Linked DNA regions of Homo sapiens: region 2 is linked to region 1. A link is an interaction called in ENCODE POLR2A ChIA-PET data of the cell type or tissue named here. Cell type or tissue: B cell. All regions are shown on one strand.

Region 1 (5,000 bases):
CAGGGGTGCAGTTAGGATTATGGATGATTTTTAAAATATATTTCTGCATTTTCCAAATGTTATAAGATGCATACGTGTTACTTTTATAATTTTTTTAATGCAACTATCTTTCCTAGTTAAATAAGTAACACAGTAATGTCATTTAACATACTAACCCAATTCCAATAAGAGACCAGCATTTTCACTTGCTCCTTGCTATTTATAATAGTCGTTGTATGATTTAGGCAATGGCGAACTAAGCCTGTGGTGAACATTTTCCTATATGTAGGAAAAAGGGAACCTCCTGTGTTCGCAAAGAGTCCTTATGCAAGTTTACAAATTGTTTACCCATTGGGCATCATCTTCCCAATGCATACAGCCTATGCGTTTTTCGGGGACCTAGAAAAAATTTGAGATGTGAAAACAAAAATTTTGATTACAAAAGAAAACTGCAAAAGTGATATCAATAATAACATTTGACTAAATGTTGCCATTTATTAAATTTAAATTTAGTATTTAAAAAGTCATTACGTATATAAAGAATTTGTGAGTTAGCTTTTCTTATGTTACAAGTATGCATAATGATTGATAAAAAAGATAGTAAATAGTCAATCAAAAATTAAATGTTTGGCTGGACGTGGTGATTCATGCCTGTAATCCCAGCACTTTAAGAGGTTGAGGTGGTAGGATTGCTTGAGCCTAGGAGTTAGAGACCAGCCTGGGCAACATAGGGAGACCCTGCCTCTATAAAAAATAAAACATTATCCAGTCATAGTGGTGTGTGCCTGTGGTCCCAGCTACTCGAGGGACTGAGGTGGGAAGATCACTTGAGCCTGGGAGATTGAGGCTGCAGTGAACTGTGATCAGTGGCACTCTAGTCTGGGTGGATTGAGATTCTGAATCTCCAAAAAAAAAAAAAAAAAAAAGGCATAGCTAAACATTTTTAGAGCAAAATTATAAAAATCTTTTCTAATTTATTTTACAGCAAAAACGTTGAATTAAATGTGGACTGTGAATGCATTTTCATATGTTTGATACGCTGAAGGGTTGGAGCCTCCAAAAATAAGGATGCCCAGCCCTTAGGAGAGTTTTTTAAATGGCTGCCGGGAGGAAAGATTCTATTCTTTGTAGATCAACAAGGTCCAGACAAATTGGTGTGACCTTCAGACCTGAAGCCAACACTGAATGCCAAGACCAGAGGAATTAGAAGATTTTACACTTGATCTTAGCCAAAAGGCCAAGAAGCAAAGGAATCAGAAGATTTTAGCTTGAGCCTTTTGCCCTGGGCAAGGGAAAAGTCCAGAAGCAGGAAGCAAGGAGAAAATTCAAACTAGCTTCCCTGCCTAGAGCAGTGCATAGTGGAAGATCTCAGCCACACCTTCATTTGTGCCTTTTTTTTTTTTAGCTCACTGCAGCCTTGAACTCTTGGGCTCAAGCAATCCTCTTGTTTCAGCCTACCAAAGCGTTGGGGCTCCAGGCGTGAGCCACCGTACCTGGCCTTATTTGTGCTTTCCGCATTCCTGCAATCAAGGGGCACTCTTAATTTACATGCCTACTGCTCTTAATGGGAAGGTACCTAGAGGGAAATCTCACCTAAGGTCTGCTTTCATGGAGTTTTTAAATTCTAAAATATAGTATACACTGTACTGATGCTACACTGAAGATAACCTAGAGAAATAATTGATGTGCATATTTGAAAAGCATCTAAAAAAATATGACTTGAGATCAGCGTAAGAAAAGGATCACAGTCTTCTTCATGCTGCTGTGTCCAGTGGTCAGGGATGGGGCAGTTCCCAGGGTCTCCACTGCCCTCGAGAACCAAATGGAAGACACAGAACAACAGCTTTGAGAGTTAGCCAGGGACTGCCTTGCTTTCCCGGTAGCGCTGAGGGTATGAGTTGGTGAACCCTGTGTGGTTCCTGTTCATTAACCCAGGAGGAAGAATTGAGGTAGGTGAGAGGAACAAGAGGTCCCAGAGAGATTCCTGGTGCTACCCAGGCTGTTTCCACTTCCTCCTCACCACTCTCAGTTCCTGAAATTTGCGGTTGTAGCCTTCAGAAGCAGCCCCAGAACAATCACTCAGGAGGCCCCCACTGCAAAGGCATTCCTAGATCCATCTGTCACCCATACCTGTGCTCCCAAACTTGGGGAGCCTATCCAGTTTTACCTCAGTTACACAGAAGTCTGCAAACCCACGGAACCCTCTCCTGTCACGTGTGCAAACATCATGAAATTCTAACCCATGAGTTTTCTTTTTTTTTTCTTTTTTCTTTTTCTTTTTTTTTTTTTTGAGACAGAGTCTCGCTCTGTCGCCCTGGTTGGAGTGCAAAGGCGCAATCTCAGCTTACTGCACCCTCTGCCTCCTGGGTTCAAGCGATTCTCCTGCCTCAGCCTCCTGAGTTCTCTTAGTTTTGGATTTGAGTGCCTGATAGAAAGTTCTGGGTATTTTCAATTAGTAATCTGGTGCTCATCTTGTCACCCTCAGACATGGCCCTAGTCAGTTTCGAAAGTCTCATAAAATCTCAGAAGCGATGGAACTGGGCTTGAGGGTTTTTTAGACTCTGAAAAACAGCTTTTCAAAAAAACACCCTTCCATACTTTTAGCACTAGCTAACATTTGAGTGTTGCACTAAAAGGAAGTTACAGATGAAATCGTTGTTACATAAAATTCTAGGTCTGAATTTTAAAGATGGGGAGTCTTGATTATTCACAATATTCATGCCCCTGGTTTGTGCTTTCACCTTAACTATGGGATGGCTCCTCCTTAGAGAGTTGATGTCACAACTAACTTTCAATGAAGAGTCCTGTTTTTCCTTTACTAACTCAGGCTTTTTCCATTTTAGTTTTCAAATTCAAATTTTAAGTAGGTCATATTACTGGTATTTAAAAACTTGATAAACTAGAACTCAGGGACTAACTTGAAATCAGAGGTACGTTTATTACCATTTTTGCTCATTCATTCGTCACATATGTGTTGAGGTCCTAGAAGATTCTGAGCATAAAGGTGAGTAAGACACGTCCCTTGCCCTTGAGGGGTGCATAATTAAGTAGGGAGGATAAAGCTGCAAGCCAGCCATTTCCAATGCAATATGGTACCTTCTATAGCAAGACAATAGAGATAGGGCTGTAAATGCTTAGAGGGAGGAAGAAGCACACGATTAGCATGTGGTGTGGTGGCTCACATCTGTAATCTCAACACTTTGAAAGGTAGAGGTTGGAAGATCACTTATGGCCAAGAGTTGGAGACCAGCCTGGGCAACATAATGAGGCCCTGTCTCTACAAAAAAATTTAAAAATTAGCTGGGTGTGCTGGCGTGCACTTATAGTTCCAGCTACTAAGGAGGCTGAGGTGGGAGAATCACTCGAGCCAGGAGTTGGAGGCTGCAGTGAGCTGTTAGCTATGATCACGCCACTACCACTCCAGCCTGGATGACAGAGCAAGACCCTGTCTAAAAAAAAAAACAAAAAACAAACCCAAACAGCACAGAATGGCATCATAGACTAAAAAGGGAAAGTCCCTCCTCCCTCTCCTCCACTCCTGCTTTCCATTTCTTAGATCTTTTCACTTTCCCTCCAATCCCTTCCCCTCTGTTTATATCTGAGTGGGTCAGTTAATTTCTATGTATTTACACATATATGTACATGGACTAATATATGCTTACTTTTTTTTGTTTACTATTTTTTCCCCTGGGTTGTGATCCTCCCACCTCAGCCTCCTGAATAGCTGGTACGCACCACCACATCCGGCTATTTTTTATTTTTTATAGAGACAGCGTTTCGCTATGTTGCCCAGGCTGGTCTCCAACTCCTAGGCTCAAGGGATCCTCCCACTTCAGCCTCCCAAAGTGCTGGGATGGCAGGCTGAACCACCACCCCTCGCCATATGTTAGCTTTTTATGTAAACGGAAATATACTGTACATATTATTCTACAACTTGCTGCCTTTTTACTCAACACTGTGCCTTCGAGATCTTTCCATGTCAGAGTAACAGGGACAAATCTTAATTATCACAAATCTCATCCATACGAAATTATAATTTTCTTCATCCATCCTGTACTTCATTTTACCATTAGCTCAGTTGCTAGCTGAATAGCAGAGGACTTGATCAAGTCTCTTCTAGATAAACTTGGTCAAATTCTGAGTTTTCCTTAGCCCCTATTAGGGAAATACTTAATGAAAGTCAAGTCCCCTCCTGCTAGGAGCAACCTGGGATGGGGGTAGGAGGCTTATGTATTGTGGCTTTGGGATGGAGACTGTGGATGTGTTTTTGGTCTGTTGATCTCCTCAGATTCCCCCCAGGTAACCTCCATCACACCATGGTCTCTTCCACCGAGGCCCCTGTGCTCTGGAAACTTCTCAGCTTGACTCCAGTTCCCTGTGGGTCTACCCTTCCCTCTCAGCCACCTCTGCCTCCCTGAGAGATCACAGGGATTTTGGGCTGCCCTTGGCCCTTCCTCCTAGAACCTCAGTCAGCCAGTAACATTGCATGCTCTGGTCCTGCTCTGGTCCTGCTCTGGTTCTTCTCAGTGGACCTCAGCCTCCTGGGACAAACCTAGTAATCAAGGTCTAGGTCTGCTCTGATGTGGGACACCTCCCGGCCCACACCAGGGCTGATTCTGCCACTGTCCAACTCTCAGAAACTCTCCCAGCTGCACCCAGAGTGTTCCCTACCTCCCCTTCTAAAAGGCACCACTGACCATCCAAGTATTCATCACAATCTATCATTTAAGAATAAGCTTTATGCTCAAAAATCCTTTGGGTACTTGGCTTTTGGCCATACAGAAAGCTTTTGTTCTTTTTTATTTTTAAAAGGTCAGCTCTTGCAAGGAAAAACCTTGTCTTCCAAGACTATTATCTTCAATAGAAATAATAGTGGCACCTGCTAGAAATGGTGTTGTGAGGATTATGATTAATAGAAAGCATTTGCAATGGTGCCTGGCACATAGTAAGTGCTCAGTAAACGTTACCCTTTCTACTCATTCATTTAGCAAATGTTTATTGAGCATCTGCTATGTGCCAGA
Region 2 (5,000 bases), 51 kb before region 1:
CCGTTATGGCACCACTGTACTCCAGCCTGGGCAAAAAACAAAACCAAAAACAAAACAGTATGATAGCCAACACACTCCTTAAGGTCCACCTGACTGACAAACTTCTTCCATATGCAAACAGCTGTGACCTTCCTTCTATGGGGTGTTCACTACAAAGACAGGGGTTCATTTATTCACCCTCTTACTCGGCAATTCTTTATTGCATACGTACAGGGCATCAAAATCGATTCCAGGGGCTAATAGTGCAATTAATAATAGTAATTTCAAAAATTTTGTCTCACCCATATCGTCTGCATTTTCCATAATATGTTATTTACATAATTTTAAAGCTAATTTAGTAAAAACTTATATATTTCTCCATAGTATTCAAAAACAGTTCACCACACACCCTAGAAATATTTAAAAATACTGTAGCCTTTTCACATATTACAACCAGTTGATATGAATCATTACAAACACTTGATTATCTCTTTGCACTAAAAATTCCTGCTATGGACAGTAACGTAATTCTAGCTTTTTTTAAAAAACGGCAAATGTAAGTGTGACACTAGAAACTATAATTTGATTGCAATTATAGTCACAGCTGCAGTGAGCACAAAGTTCCTGGAATAAATTGGCTCAGAGAAGAAAGAGCAGAGAAGCAGTCATCATATTGGCATCATCCCATCGGGCATCCAGTAACTACTGGCTATGATGTAAATGCCTTTCCCTTCACTGAGTACCCAAGAGACACTGTGGTAAATCCTCATGTTTCTTAGTGAAAAGCCAGGGAAAGCGAACATATATTATATACATATAATTCACACACCCACGTCCACACATATATATATACCTTTACATATATTTATATATACACACACATATATCAGTCTAAAATATTATAGAAATAGCTAATTCAACATACTATTGACTGCCTTTGGCAATAAACCATTATAGAAAGAAATATGAATAAATAACAATGCAGAGAAAGAAGTGGGAAGAAAGACCTGGTAAGCCTAAACTACTAGTCTCTTCTGGGTGGAGAGAGTACACCTGATGAATTTTTAAAAAGAGCTGGCACTTATTAATGACTTGCTCTGGTCAGCCACTGCTCCGAGGAGTTTGCCTAAACCGTTTCACTGAATCCTCAGAATCACACTCCTAGGGTAGGTCGCTGGAAGGTGGCAGCCTGATGCCTGGCACTGCGATAAACAAGACTGCCCACCTGGGTCCTGCCACATGGGCCACATGGAGCTCCGAGGCTGTGCGAGTCATTAGGGGCATTGTAAGAGAACACAGGATGCTGGGAGGCAAAGGGGTACAACCAGATCTAGGGGGCCCTCTCAAAGAAATGTCATTTATGTTAAGACTTGAAGAAAAGGTTACTGAGAAGACAGTTTTCACTATTAATTGCCTGAATTTTCTGATTTACTTGGAAAATACACACACACACACACACACACACACACACGTGGTCTAGGACTCTCCTCCAAGAATATTTTTCTAGCGAAATGCAGAGACGCTGTTGTTCTTTCATGAAGTAGACAGGCCCATTACCACTAAGAAACACAAAAAATGTCTGGACTAGCACCCACTGAGAGGAATAAATTATTAAAATAACTAATAATATAATATTTGTTAATGTGAAATAATTTGTTTTTGGCAACCAATGTTTCAGTCTAAGTCAAAGCTATTAGACAAATATGCAGCTATATTTTACATATAGCCCCTAACAACAAAAACAATATAAGGTATATCATAACCTGAAGCACTGGTTCTTCCTCCAAAGACTCTTTGTAATTCTTATCCTACTACAGAAAAAGACCGATGTACAATAGGCAGTTATTGTTAAATGAAAAAAAGGAGGCCAGCTATCTAACACATTTAATGCCGCTACATCATGAATAATATATCAGCATCAGCATCCTGAAAACAAGGTTCCCTCTGGCTGCCCTGACAGCTCTGGGTCGGGGGGACAGTGTGGGGGGGGATTGTTGGAGGCGGATGAGATTAAAAAACAGAATCCAATGCACTGTCCTTGAACAATGAACTATTCACACCTTCATAACCACTTCCAAAGAATTAAAAAAATGGATAAAGAGATTTGTCTATAGTGATTTAATCTGGATAACACGCCCACTTCAGTTTCTGATATGTGCATATTTCTTGCTAATGCTGATTTTTAAATTACAATACTTGAATGTCACAGGTGTACTTGTGAATATATACAGGGATAGGGAAAACCCAGCCAGATCTGTGGGGCATCTGCACACAAAGGGCATGGGAGCTGGTGAAGGGTCAGAGAAAAGAGAAATGAATATTTACGTCCAGAGGAGATGGATGCAGAGATCAATTCCAGAAGGGCCTATTAAGAAGGGGTGGAGAAGCACAAACGCCTGGACAACCAGACAGACGCAGAGAAAAAGACCAACAGATACAAATCTGATAACTCACATGAGTCACACCAACCGTAATTTAGGATGTCCTTCTTCAAAATACTGCCAAACTCAAGACAGTTAATACCCAGCCCTCAACGTCCTAAAAAGGTGAGCAGCAGGTTAACATGTCATTCTCCAACAAGCAGCAATATGAAAGCTTTCCAGAAAATGAGTGAGTTCCTGAGAAGCCTTCTAGTATTAACAGAGCTTCACTTCTAGGTAAGGAAACGGAGATCCAGTGATCTCTCTCATTCCTGCAGCCTCATTTCCTGTCTCCCTGTCCAGGGCCACTTCCTGGACAGGTGAGTGCTCTGAACACACTTGGGGTCTATCTGCCTTGCTATTTGATAACCTCTAGCCAGAATGCCCTACAAAGCCCCTGATCCCCATGGTTATGACTTCTACCTAATTCAGGCATCACCTCCTCCAGGAAGTCTTTCCCATTACTTCCTGCCAAGGATGGTTTGGGTTCCTTCCCTTACATCACAAAATACTCCATATACATCTCTAAGCTGTCTTATAATTATGCTTATCTCTGTGATCCTCCAACTAAACTGATTCCTTACAGGAAGGAACTGGGTTTTATTCATTTTTGTATGCGCAGGACTCAGTGCAGGAAAATGCAATAAATATGTATGCATGAATTAATTAAAATGACCACAACAGTCAAAGGTAGACCTAGAACTAGAACCAGGTGCTCTGGCCCTGGCCCGGGGTCTTGCATCAAGCCCAGGGTATATTAAACTCAAAGTAGCATGAGACAACCAGAAAGACAGTTTAAAAAGAATAAAAATTATTCTAATACAATTTAAACATACACCACACACAATTCCAAAACAACCATAACTTCCTGTTCTGCTCCTGCAGCCCCTCAACACCAGGCTCTTCTGAGGAAAAAAAATAAAAAATAAAAAAAATAAAAATCCCACTATTCATGTAATTGTGGACTATTACATAATAGGAAGATAGAAAGCACTATTCCCAACACAGCCAATAATAAACTAGACCCTTAACAAAATGACTGACAGTCCTTATAATTTTAGCCTAGAGAGAATAAAAAGGGATACTATTTTTATTCATACCACTATTTAATCCTTTTTCTTCAGTAATACACTGGATGGCACTCATTTCTATGGTTAATTATACGGTCCCTCAAACAGAATAGGTTTTTCTTTAGCTTTGTTTTACTGAATTCACAGAGCCATCCCAGAGGAATATTACAGCCAAATAAAAAGTCATTTTGCAAATGAAAGCTCAACTTACTTAACTTACTTTCTTCAGCAATGTGTGTGTGTTTTTTTAACCCCATTGTCTTGGTTATACACAGAACCTTTGCTTTTCTTCTGCTGCTTTCTCCTATTTCTAATTTGGTGTCATATCTATTTCATGCAGACTAACAACCAAACATTTAGCCACAGGGACACAAACTGATCATCTTGGACTTCCAGCAACCAGCAGACACTGTCTTGTGCATGGTGGGTATTCACAAAGCATTAACTAGCCTTCATATCAACACTGTTCTTCTCTAATAATAACCCCTTTTGGCTTGTATCATGTTCTTTTGGTGAATTCTCCCTCCAAAAACACTCTTTCCGTATATACCAGACACTGTGACTCCTAAGAACCATGCTGTGGTGATCAGAGAAGAGACAAGAGACAAGACACTTGGGAGCAAAAAAAAAAAAAAAAAAAAAAAGAAGACCAGACCAGCTGTTTCTCCTACTCAAAGTTAATTCCAGCCATCCAGTTACACATTCAGCAAATACTTATTGTACATCTACTTTATGCCAGTCACTATGTTAGGTGTAGTTCTTTAACTCTTAGCTTTAGCTGACAATAGGTAGAAATGTTATATTCTTTATAGCACTGAAAATATATTTGAACCACTAACGAATTTTGTTTTACTAAGAAATTTCCAGCCAGGCACAGTGATTCATGCCTGTAATCCCAGCACTTTGGGAGGCTAAACGTGGGAGGATGCTTGAGGCCAAGATTTCAGGACCAGTCCAGGCAATATTGCAAGACTCAGTCTCTACCAAAAAATAAATAAATAAATAAATAAATAAATAAAACCCAGCCAGGAGTGGTGGTGTGCCTATGGTCGTAGCTACTCAGCAGGCTGAGGCAGGAAGATTGCTTAAGCCCAGGAGTTTGAGGCTGCAGTGAGCTATCATCATGCCACTGTACTCCAGCTTGGGCAACAAAACAAGACCGTAGGATTCTGTCTTTAAAAAACAAAAAAAAGTCCATCTATATTTTTCATGGGCAGCTAAAAGGTAGCCAACGTAACTATTAATCAAAGAGAACTTACTTTATTGCTTTAAGAGGGCACAGCTCAGAACAGTCATCACTGATACGTGACATCTTTCTGGCCCTTCATTCTTGTAATTTACATATCATTCATTCAATGTTGATTGGTACATTGACTAAAAATTGGGAACATTTGTATTCATGTAAGAGTGGAGATAGTAGCAAGCAAATGAAATTCTTCTATCCCAGGTACCATTACAATGACATATTACCTGATACTTTTGCTTTATCTCTTAGAACATTGTTGAGGAGAAGCCAGGCACGGTGGCTCAC

What was found. ChIA-PET counts read pairs that join two places held together with the same protein. Peaks named below come from ENCODE experiments on the same cell type or tissue, not always from the same donor. Only the 100,000 strongest peaks of a DNase experiment are listed, where the experiment ranks them.
Region 2: POLR2A ChIA-PET joins it to region 1 with 6 read pairs; 14 of 35 experiments call an interaction of 5 or more read pairs at or near these places.

The regions. Positions count from the first base shown.
Region 1 is chr10:22,721,499-22,726,498 of GRCh38, forward strand. No RefSeq gene overlaps it. Among named protein-coding and RNA genes, the nearest start is that of PIP4K2A, 9.4 kb to the left of the region's middle. RefSeq lists an enhancer at 1,773-1,882. In B cell, no CTCF peak of the experiment used is centred here; a DNase peak (open chromatin) is centred at 1,993; H3K4me3 peaks cover 1,254 bases.
Region 2 is chr10:22,670,326-22,675,325 of GRCh38, forward strand. All of the region lies in intron 1 of PIP4K2A (phosphatidylinositol-5-phosphate 4-kinase type 2 alpha), which reads right to left. Among named protein-coding and RNA genes, the nearest start is that of PIP4K2A, 42 kb to the right of the region's middle. In B cell, no CTCF peak of the experiment used is centred here; no DNase peak of the experiment used is centred here; H3K27ac peaks cover 354 bases.